3 separate regions of the Homo sapiens genome follow, and all the other regions are linked to region 1. Evidence: chromatin contacts called from ENCODE Hi-C or POLR2A ChIA-PET data. All regions are on one chromosome and are shown on one strand. Each heading gives the region's core, a stretch centred on a gene start or an enhancer-like site at or near the end of the contact. The rest is flanking DNA. Distances are from core to core; before and after follow the strand shown.

Region 1 (3,536 bases), core at 859-3,358:
CTAGAGCTCTTTTCTAGTATTAACTAGTTGCAGTAAATGTCATTTATTGAGTACCCACGTGCTAGCCACTAGACAAGATATAGTAAATAGCTATTCAATCACTGTTTTTAAAAATCCTATTAGGTTTAATTAACTGCATCCCCAGAGGTAAAGAAGCAATGATGTCTACTTTTTAAATCCTTGTTTTAAAAATTCCTATACTATTAGGAGTCAAGAAGACTGACTGCCTGCTGGCTGAGTTCTGCTGGACTGTTTTTTGCTCCACTCGGCTTCAGTTGGGCAGGAAGAAACAAACAAAACAACAATAATAACAAAATGTGTGTGTGTGTGTGTGTGTGTGCATGTGCACACGTGTTTTGCATACAGTCAGCCCTCCATATCCATAAGTTCTGCATCCATGAATTCAACCAATCATGGATGGAAAATATTTGAGGAGCAAAAAGGATGGTTGCATCTCTGCATGTTGATCTTCTTTTCTTGTCATTATTCCCTAAATTGTACAGTATAACACCTATTTATAATGCATAGCATCTACATTGTATTAGGTATTATTAGTAATCTAGAGATGATTTAAAGTATTTGGGAAGATGTGCATAGGTTATATGCAAATACTATGCCATTTTACATCAGAAACTGGAATATCTGTGAATTTTGTATCTAAGAGGGTTCCTAGAACCAACGCCCCTCAGTTACTGAGGGATGACTATGTGTACATATGTGTGTGTGCATGTGTATATGTGTGTGTATATATATGAATGTATGTGTATGTATGTACACAATTATTTTAAAGACATTACAATTTAATATTTTTGTCACAAAATGTGTTCTTTTTTTTTTTTTTGAGACAGAGTCTCACTCTGTTGCCCAGGCTGGAGTACAGTGGCACAATCTTGGCTCACTGCAACCTCCATCTCCCGGGTTCAAGCAATTTCTGGCTAATTTTTGTATTTTTAGTAGAGACAGGGTTTCACCATGTTGGCCAGGCTGGTCTTGAACTCCTGATCTCAAGTGATCCCCTCGTCTCAGCCTCACAAAGTGCTAGGATTACAGGCATGAGCCACTGCACCCGGCCCACAAAATGTGTTCTATGTGCACAATAAATGACAGCCTCTGAAACAAAGAAGCCAAAAAAAAAAAAAAAAAAAGAATAATAGTTTTGTACTTTTAGGAATCATGTTTTGAAATATGTATTTTCGTTTTTTAAAGATGCAATAAAGTATAATTTTAATATTTGATACTTAAAATATTTAAGCAAGAAAGTAAAACTTTAATATTTTAGAATTACCATACTCCTAAAATGAATCTATAGTTACCTTTTTAAGGGTTATGTGCTATCCAGATTATATTTCCAATAAGCTCTTAATAAAATATTTAAAACCTCTATCTCTCATAATATATTTTTTCATTCTTGTCTGCTCAAAAACAAAAACAAAAAAACAATTATTTTTTCAAAAGCAAGTGAAATTAAAAGACACTAAATCCGAATTGCATTTCAAGTTTAAAGTTCTAGTTAAAGCCTCAGCAACATTTGAGACATGATGAAGTGAGCAAGAAAAAATTTGATGAATATACAAAATTTTTTTGGGGGGTCAATCTGCATTAAAAATTGGGATTTCCATATGCAATATCTAGCCTATCTAAAAAAAATTCTTAGAGACATAGGAACAGACAGGCTATTGAGTATGTGACCCTATGTAAAATAAATGACTGTCATCTCTGTTGAATGTACTCAGTAGGGTAAGAGCTGAGCCTTGCATTTTTTTTGGTGTGGTTTTAGCCATCACATGACCTAATTTCCATGGCAGGAACCATCTGGTAAATTTCAGATGCTTTCTGCTTTTAAAGAGAGTTGTCAGTTCCTAATGTTGCGGAAGTTCATGATTCCATATGGGGCCTCTCGCGATTAGAAACCACTCATTCGGCCTCATCCCCTCATTTCTCCTTTTGTACCGACGCGGGGACGCGGGCTCGGGCACTTTGGCTGTGCCTGCGCCGCGCCGCGCAGCCTGCGGTCTGGCTCGGTAGCGAGATGCAGGAGGACTCGCCGCCTACACATCCTGCCTCCCGGGCCCGCGCGGCTCTGCGCGCTCATTGGCTCGCCCTGCAGGAAGATGAACGCTACTACTTCTGTTTCCTTTTGATGCTGCTCTGACACCCCGGTGGGGGAAATGTTTCCTCAGGAGCTGGCGCAGAAAATTAAGGGCTACCAGGAGCAGATCGCTTCTTTGAATTCCAAGTGCAAGATGCTGACGATGAAAGCCAAGCACGCCACCATGCTGCTGACGGTGACCGAGGTCGAGGGGCTGGCGGAAGGGACAGAGGACCTGGATGGGGAGCTCCTCCCCACGCCTTCGGCCCACCCCTCTGTGGTCATGGTAAGGATCCAGTGGGTCCCCGCGGCTTTGCTCTTTGACTGGAGCCTGGCGAGTGGCTCCATGTTCCCTCTCCGTGGCTGATTTCAGGGACCAGCCTTCGATCTTGCAGATTCAGAGGGAGGAACAGATTCCTTAAGTCTCTTTGACTACCGTTGGGCCGGGCCAATCTTTGACACTGTAAACAATGACAGTTAAAATGAAACTATGTGCTCGAGACAGCTGAATTACTTAACATGTCAGAGGTCTACCCTGTATTTGTTTATAATTTCGCAATAATACTGAGAGGCTCTGAGCTTTAAACAATAATTTACTTGCACAGTGTTTTAGTTGTCTGGGGGATGGGAAATTCATGGCATATATATTTAGTTGTGGTCTCCACGCTAACTAGCTAACTACATATGTGCATGTACTCTACTGTATAAATGTGTAATACAATTTAGAAGAACAGCTATTGTTAGAAAAATATGAAAACAGACCGTCTAAAGCTTGGCTTTGGATTAAAATAAATCAACTTTGTTATTTTCTATTCTGCACCACTATTTTCCTATACACTTGCCATCTAAAATGCATTGAGTATTTTGGTGACTATAATGTTTCCCAGTGCTGTGTGTTTTCCCTTATATGTGCTGTGCCTCAGGTAATGAGTAACCATACCTGAGCCCATTTGGCAATAACAGTACTTTGGGTGCATTTATCTTCCTACCATATTTGAAACTTGAGATGTCCACAAAAGACCAAGCTTTATTTCACAGACCTTTTCTCATTTGTATGATTCGTGATTTTTCCAGTTATTTATAAAGCCACAAACTCTCCAAAGAAAGGAAAATAATGAAGTATTTAATCAACAACAAAACTTCAATGTCATATGCACCCCCATCCCTGATTGTTTTACAAATGATTACTAGCATCATATTCTCTTGAAGACAGAACTTTTAAATACTAACACAGGATTAATATGTGAATTCGGGTCCCAGTAATTTTAACCTTCGTTTTATAATTAACTCTGTTTTGGCCTGTGCCTGAACAGGACTTATGTTAACATAGCTAATTGATTTTCATGTCCTTTGGGCTACATTTTACGTGGCAGATGACTGCAGGTCGCTGTCACACTTTGCTGTCACCGGTCACTGAGGAGTCTGGGGAGGAGGGAACCAACAGTGA
Region 2 (3,797 bases), core at 386-2,885, 1.4 Mb after region 1:
GATGGTCTCGATTCCTGACCTCATGATCCACCTGCCTCGGCCTCCCAAAGTGCTGGGGTTACAGGTGTGAGCCACCGCGCCCGCCACACAGCCCCTTCTTGGTCTCATGCCCATTAGTTTGAATATATCGTCTCACAAATCCTTCCCTCAACACTGCTAAGTATAATGAATGGCATAAAGTCTAATAAAGTTTTTTTGGCTCTCTAAAAAGTTCTATTCACTTTCTTCCTTGGTATTAACAAACAGAGCAATGATCAGACAGAAGCAAGAGGGGAAAGTGGTGAGCTGACCCCCTAAATCTGTCAAACAAAGCTCAGGGGCCAACACTATTCAGTGCACTTAATTCCACACTACTGATGACCTGGGCTACTGATGACCTCAGCCACTCGCTAAGTACAAGGCTGTGATGCCCAGGAGGGTCCAGTGCTTTTTTCTCCATCTCACCCACAGCAGGCAGGGGAGGGGATGAACTCACATAACTGAGGCTGTCTTGTGTGTCCATCCCTGCCCTCTCCGAAGGTGCTCACCATCCCCTCTGAAAGGGGAGCCTGGAGAGCTGATGATGAGCCCCAGGCCTCAGGGAGGGGACAGCATTCACTCTACTTCAGCTCATTAACAAGTATGGCTCTGGGATTACAAACATCAAAACAAAATAAGAGTGAATTCAACACAAGTCGAATGTCTAGGGTCTTGGTCTCTCTTATCTGAGGTGGCAGGTGCTTTTCGGTTTTCAAGATTAGAGATTAGACTTTATGTGATGATCTGGAATAAGAGCTGACATGGGACAGTGTTAAAAACACAGGCTGTTTTGCCACCTCTACCATTTTTTAATCACATGATCTTTGCAAAGTCTCCTCTCTAAGCCTCAGTCAGTTTCCTCATCTGTAATGTGGGGAGGATGACAGTCCTGCCTAACAGAATAAGTGTGAAGACCACTGAGATAACAGGAGTACAAGACAGTGCCTGGTTCAGAGTAGCCATTCTGTCAATTAACATTGTCTGTCATTACTGTCACCATAGCACATTACTGCTTTAAGTGCATTCCATCCTGTTAAAAGGAGAATTGTCATGTAACTCACTAATGTAGTGCAGTTTAAAAGCTAGAGTTCCTTCCTTCTCCCGTTTGGGACAGACATTATTCTTTTTTTAAGAAGTCATCCTTTCACATGTATAATACAAGTACATTTAGAATTTTCCAATTCACTTTTAAAAGTCTTTCATGAGCCATGCCATGCACTAAATTTAAACTGAAAAGGACTTTGTAATAGTTCAGCTTTGTTCAAAAAAAAAAAAAAAAAACCACAAAAAACCCTAGACACTTTGATCCTTCAAAGGTGAAAGACCTATATTTTTTCCTTCTGTGAATACCAGTTTTGAGGGTCTCTGTGCTCAGGAGGAGAGGGAGAAATGAGATCCTCTGAGAAAAACAAAATAAAACGGTTCTCTGATTTCTAGGTTATTTCTTCGGCATGCAGCTGAGGTTTACCTCATCTCCCAGCTGGAGACCATTTCAGCATTGTCCAGCTGTGCCCTAACCACAGGTTCAGAGGAGACTCCCGAGGGAGCAGGGCCCTGCCGTACCTGCCCACCTCTCCCTTCCGTGCAGAGGGCACCACTCCACCTTGTAAACACCAAATGCAAAACCACACCCACTTCAGACTGGTTTTGGCATCAGAGTGAAATCATCGGGGTCAGGAAGAGGTTACCTCCAAATCTAGGCTCATTCCTGAGAGTGAAACCAACAGTGTCATTCCCCTGCAGGGCCCAGGACGCTGGGTGTGGGGGCCTGCGTTTGGGTGGAGGAAAGGCGGGGGGTTCCCTAGCCCTGCCCAAAAACACTAGCTCCAGTGCCTTGGCTTCCTGACATGTGACACTCCACAGCATATGGCTAATTTGGACAAATGCCCAGGCGTTCTTCCCCTCCCCACCTCTAGGGTCTCCGTGGAAATGCTCAACGCATCTCCAAGCCTGGAAAAGATGCTCAGAAACAGAACAGGAAATTTATTCTCAATTTTCAACCGTACACCTCAACGGGCGTAAGTTACAAAGCTACCAAACACAGAAGTCTATTCTGGTTTCTGTGGAACCCTAAGAAGGTCAATTCTTCATGCTCAGGCTCCGTGGAGATTTTATACCTAATCAGCGTCCACAGAATATCCTTCCGTTTAGACAGACGGACAGAGAAAGGATCGATTTCTATTTGTAACTAACTGGATATAACCATTCTTTAAACCTACAGAGCCTGAAAGTAGTAACTGGCCCATCAGGGATCTCCAGCCGACATGTTTGGAAGTAGAGTGACTTCCAAGTAACAAGAGGCATGGGAAGGAAGAGGTCCACAGCTTTGGAGGAAGGGAGTCTGTGACATCACTTAAAGTTGATAATAATCTACTGAGGACTGGAAGATGAGCCTGACTGGCCAAAGCTGGGCACCTGCTCTGGTTAGTCCCTCCTTTCTCTGGAACGTTGTCTCATGGTAGTCTTGCTTCTGGTTTCACTCCCTTGGCCAATATTCGGCTGGGAGACCTCACAGACAGAGAGCTGGAGACACTCTCTCCTTCCCCCACCCACACAATGGAAGCATTAATACCAGGCTTCCAGTGAAGGACCCTAAGTCACGCTATTTTACTAGTATATCTACTTACGATCTGAGTGATTTGCCTAATTGACCCATATATTTCTCTTCCTCCAGCCTGCACTCCAGGTTGCAGTGCGGTGGTGCAATCTCAGCTCACTGCAACCTCGACCTCCCCAGATTCAGGTGATCATCCCACCTCAGCCTCCAAAGTACCTGGGACTACAGCCACCACGCCTGGCTAATTTTTGTACTTTTTTAGAGATGGAGTTTCGCCATGTTGCCAGGCTGGTCTCAAACTCCTGGGCTCAAGCAATCTGCCCTCCTCAGCCTCCCAAAGTGCTGGGATTACAGGCGTGAACCACTGCACCCGGCCCACATTAGCATTTAATTCCATTCCCACAACTGCCCCATAAAGTAGGGAGTATTATGATTGCCTTTCTACGCGAGGGAACAGGCTCAGAGCAGCAACAGCTAAGGCTTGAGCCCAGAGCTGTGTGTCCCCAAAGCCTATGCTCTACTGTTTAATGAGAACACAAATGTTGTGCCGGACTGGAAACCTTCAAAGGCAGTTTCTAGTGGTTGCAGCAGGCTGCCTGATAACCGGAAGGTCAGCCCACACCGGTAAGACTACCTGTAGTTTAAGAGATGGTAGATAGAACTCTAGTGTTACACAGTCACACCGATGCCCAAACCTTTCACCCTCAGCTTTGGAAATCTCTAGCCAGATGTCCCACAGCAGGTATGTGTTGAGGGGATGGGGGGGTCTTGTTCCATGTCAGGTACAAATAAGCACAACAGAAATGCCCGTCAAAGATAACGTCCTTCTACTTAGTAGCCATAATCCTAAGCTTATTCTCTTTTTTCCTTAACTCTTTTACCATTGCCAATAAGGAGAAGTTAAATAGATTATAATCTTAAAATGCACTTTTATTCTTGGTTGATTAAGCTGGGCAACAAAAATCCCCATGTGGGCCAGGCACAGTGACTCAGGCCTCTAATTCCAGCACTTTGAGAGGGCCATGTGGGTGGATCACTTGAGGTCAGGAGTTCGAGACCAGCCTGGCCAACATGGCGAAACTCCATCTCTACTAAAAATATAAAAATTAGCCAGGCATGGTGGTGCTCGCCTGTAATCCCAGCTACTCAGGTGGCTGAGGCATGAGAATCTCTTGAACCCATGAGGCAGAGGCTTTAGTGAGCCGAGATCGCGCCACTGCAC
Region 3 (3,465 bases), core at 585-3,084, 1.9 Mb before region 1:
CTTGAACTCCTAGCCTCAAGAGATCCTTCTGCTTTGGCCTCTCAAAGTGCCGAGATTACAGGTGTGAGCCACGGCGTCCGGCCTAGCTGGGGGCATTTCTACCCCAAGACCCATTCGTTGCTGGTTGAGAGCTCGTCCCAGGAGCAGTGATCTCCGAGGACCTCTGCACAGGTGAAAGAGTGGAATAGGGCAGCCAGAGAAGCTTTCCCACAGTGAGATGCAGGTGCTGGTGGCAGGAAGTCTTGCCAGTGTGCCCTGGGTGGTAAGGACAGGGCATATGTCAGGGTCACTGAGAGTAACTGATCTCCTTACTGCAGAACCCTCCCCTCTTCCCCCTGTTGGAGCCTCAGTATCCTCAGAACCATCCTCATTAGCGTAATCAATTCTTTCCATCTGTTTTTATAATCAATGCCAAGAATCTCTGGGTTCTGTAGGAAATTGGGCCTTTTTTCTAGCCAAAAACATTTACCAAATGTTGTCTATGTAGAATATCTATTTCTAGGTGTTTGTAAGAAAAAAGTCTCTCTGGATCTAAATCTAGTTATATTCATAGGGTAATGTTAGCTAAACCCAAACGCAACAATATTTTAGTAAAAATACCCCAAATAATACATGAAGAATATGGTAAGTTTACTAGTATTATTATTCTCCAAATAAACTAAAATGTTTTTATAACCATTAATCTGATGCAAAGAAAAGAGAGGAGAGCCGAGACACAGAAACAGCTAGTCGGATGGCTCAGCTTACAATGCACTCAGTCAAAAAGCTTATTTTGCACTTTGGGAGGCTGAGGCGGGCAGATCACTTGAGGCCAGTAGTTTGAGACCAGTCTGGCCAATATGGCGAAACCATGTCTCTATTAAAAATACAAAAATTAGCTGGGCGTGGCGGCACATGCCTGTAACCCCAGCTACTTGGGGGTCTGAGGCAGAAGAATCACTTGAACCCGGGAGGCGGAGGTTGCAGTGAGATGAGATTGCACCACTGTGCTCCAGCCTGGGTGACAAGAATAAGACTCCATCTCAAAAAAAAAAAAAAAAGAAAAGAAAAAAGGCTTATTTTACATTAATTTCTGGGTCATTCCTTCTCTTTTGTTTTCTTTTCACCCCTTTTCCTGCTTTCCTAGGAACTAATAATAATAAATTCTTGGATTTCTTTATAGCTTTAACAAATTTTACATTATTACACACATCTATGTTAATTTCCATTTAGTCTGGAGAAGCTGGTTATAGCTGCTTATTCACTGTGAGTACAGTGACTCAGAGAGGTTAAGTACTCTGCCTCGGATGTCAGAGTATGTGGCTTACATCGAGACATTAATTCCAAATCCAGGGTTGTTTTTTTCTGTGCCATGTGTTGACTGCAGATTCTCTCCTCCTCCCATTTCAGTTCCTGAGCCTATTTTAGCTCTGAAGAATTTCTTCAGTCTTGTCTTTAGAATTATTTGACTGGTTGCTGGGTCTTGGTCTGAGTCCTGTCACTTTAATAATACCACATGATGGTTCCCATGGTATAATACCAGGCTAGCTTGGTGTTCTAGGTCTGGCACTTGGCATGGGATTAATTTTCCTCTTAAGGCTGTGATCATAGTACTACCTCACTGGCATATGCTTAGCGCTCAATAAATGCTAGGTCTTATTAGATGTTACTCAAGATTATTATATTTCTTAAAAGGATTCCAAGCACACTCCCTACCAGGCCTGCTTCTGATATCTAGAAGAAAATAAAACACAGACATTTTTTCTTTCTTTTGGTGCAGTGCTTGTCACAGCCCGATGCTAATACGTGCAGCTCTCTGTGATAGTTGCAGGATGTAGATTGTGTTGGTGTGCTAATCTTCGTATTTCCTTTTCTGAAAGGAAGGGGCAGATGAGTTGCAGTGCCATGGACGCTATTGTATGGAGAGAAGGAGGGGAGCTTTAGATTCTGTGCAATTTTAGAGGGGAAGAAAGGAAAAAAACCTACCAAGACTATGTAAAAATGATAATAACATGTCACTACGAAGAGTCCTTACTTAGCCTATTTGCCATGAAATACGTATAGTCAAAGTTCTTAAGTCTTTCAGAGCAATGATTATTTGTGTGGGGCTATGTCACCATGTTTACATTCAATTAGGTTTGTTTCTATTTGTTTTTAATTTCGAGAATTGCTTTTCTTTTTCGTGTTTGTTTTTGATTTAAAAAATCAATCATGTACCCGATTCCAAAGTCAAACCTGTAACAAGTTACAACCAAGTCAGTCTCCTTCGCATCTCTGTTCTCTATCCTCTTTCTTCCCCCTTTTCTATTTGTTTTTGGTTTATTTTCCCATGTTTCTTTTCGCAAATACAGCAAGTGTGTATATTGAGTCAAATCTCTTCCTCCTTTCTTACACAAAATTAGCACATTAAATATATAGTACTGCACCTTACTTTTTCTCTCACTATGTCCTAGAGATTGCTCTACGCGTTGTATGGCGTTTTTCATAGTTATTCACTGTGTGTGGATACCACAGTGTATTCAACTGTCACCTGATGACAGACATTTGCATTCTTTGCAATCCTTTGTAAATACAAACAATGCTGCAATGTACATGTCATTCCACATATTCTCCAAGGTATAGTTAGGACAGATCCCAGAAGTGGAATTTCTGGGTCAATGGGCAAGTGCATTTTTGCTGATTATTATCCAGTTTCCTTCTGTTGAGTTCCATTTTGCATTACCACCAGCAGTGTTTGAGAATGACTGTTTCTCCATAGAACTAGAACTTTTACAGTGAATTTTATCCTAACTTTTCTTCAATCTCCTTTTACTTTTACTTTCTATTTTAAAGAATATAATTCAGATTTCTCTAGTGGTCATGAGTCTGTGTGTAGTGTGAGAATCTAGAGACAACTGTTCTAAGGCGGCATGAGAATGGGCAGCTCAGCTCAGAGTTTAGACCTCATCTGTTTCCAGTGCCCTGGGGGTTTTGGGGAGTAACTGAGAAAACAATAGATTTATATGGAGAAATGGAGACTTTTGCAGTTTCGGCTGATTCAGATAGTCATTGGGTAACCTCATTAAATTTGCTCAATGTAATTTCAAGAATTTCAATTCTATATTCACTTAAAAACACAAAAGTATATTACAAAGAAATTTTTTTAGCTGTTTTTTTTTCTTGAATTCAAGATTCTATTTAAGACCTGTAATTTATTTAATAACAGGTTTTAGGGGAGAAGATGTTGCAATGAAAATATACATAGATTCTAAGGTGTCTTCTGATTTCAGAATTATTGAAGTGTAAAGAAATCAGGGTTTTAGAATTAAGGAACTATGGTTTCATTGAAAATAGAGATATAATATTACTTTTCATTTTTTAACCAGGAACTACATGACAGTTTCCTATATTACCATTCATCTGTTTCTGGCTTGGTCCTCTTTGACCTATTTAGACTCGGGAATACACGTCACTCTCATTTCTCCTGGTCAGCCCTTCTGCTTTTCT

Evidence for each region. A loop is a pair of places that touch in the nucleus more often than their neighbours do. ChIA-PET counts read pairs that join two places held with the same protein, here RNA polymerase II (POLR2A). Pooled maps may share reads with other maps.
Region 2: a pooled map shows a loop between it and region 1 (4-fold over the local background). The contact joins two enhancer-like sites. A Hi-C loop is called at or near these places in 1 of 37 single-sample maps with no recorded cell type and 2 of 50 pooled maps. POLR2A ChIA-PET finds 5 or more read pairs at or near these places in 1 of 52 experiments (PC-9).
Region 3: a pooled map shows a loop between it and region 1 (3-fold over the local background). The contact joins two enhancer-like sites. A Hi-C loop is called at or near these places in 1 of 168 maps with a recorded cell type or tissue (naive thymus-derived CD4-positive, alpha-beta T cell) and 8 of 50 pooled maps. POLR2A ChIA-PET finds 5 or more read pairs at or near these places in 1 of 52 experiments (GM10248).

What each region holds. Positions count from the first base shown.
Region 1 is chr6:152,300,708-152,304,243 of GRCh38, reverse strand. It overlaps SYNE1 (spectrin repeat containing nuclear envelope protein 1), which reads left to right. Exons shown (of 146, transcript NM_182961.4): 92 at 2,181-2,375; 93 at 3,463-3,536. Among named protein-coding and RNA genes, the nearest start is that of SYNE1-AS1, 78 kb to the left of the region's middle. RefSeq lists enhancers at 1,795-1,864, 2,015-2,414, 2,465-2,514. Within about 2 kb of position 2,108, at least 35 of the 41 ENCODE cell types and tissues checked have a DNase peak (open chromatin) inside an H3K27ac peak, as active enhancers do.
Region 2 is chr6:150,893,116-150,896,912 of GRCh38, reverse strand. All of the region lies in intron 7 of MTHFD1L (methylenetetrahydrofolate dehydrogenase (NADP+ dependent) 1 like), which reads right to left. Among named protein-coding and RNA genes, the nearest start is that of MTHFD1L, 29 kb to the right of the region's middle. Within about 2 kb of position 1,635, at least 4 of the 41 ENCODE cell types and tissues checked have a DNase peak (open chromatin) inside an H3K27ac peak, as active enhancers do.
Region 3 is chr6:154,230,545-154,234,009 of GRCh38, reverse strand. The region is part of intron 5 of IPCEF1 (interaction protein for cytohesin exchange factors 1); the gene reads left to right. It also overlaps a transcript of OPRM1 not described here. Among named protein-coding and RNA genes, the nearest start is that of IPCEF1, 120 kb to the left of the region's middle. Within about 2 kb of position 1,834, at least 3 of the 41 ENCODE cell types and tissues checked have a DNase peak (open chromatin) inside an H3K27ac peak, as active enhancers do.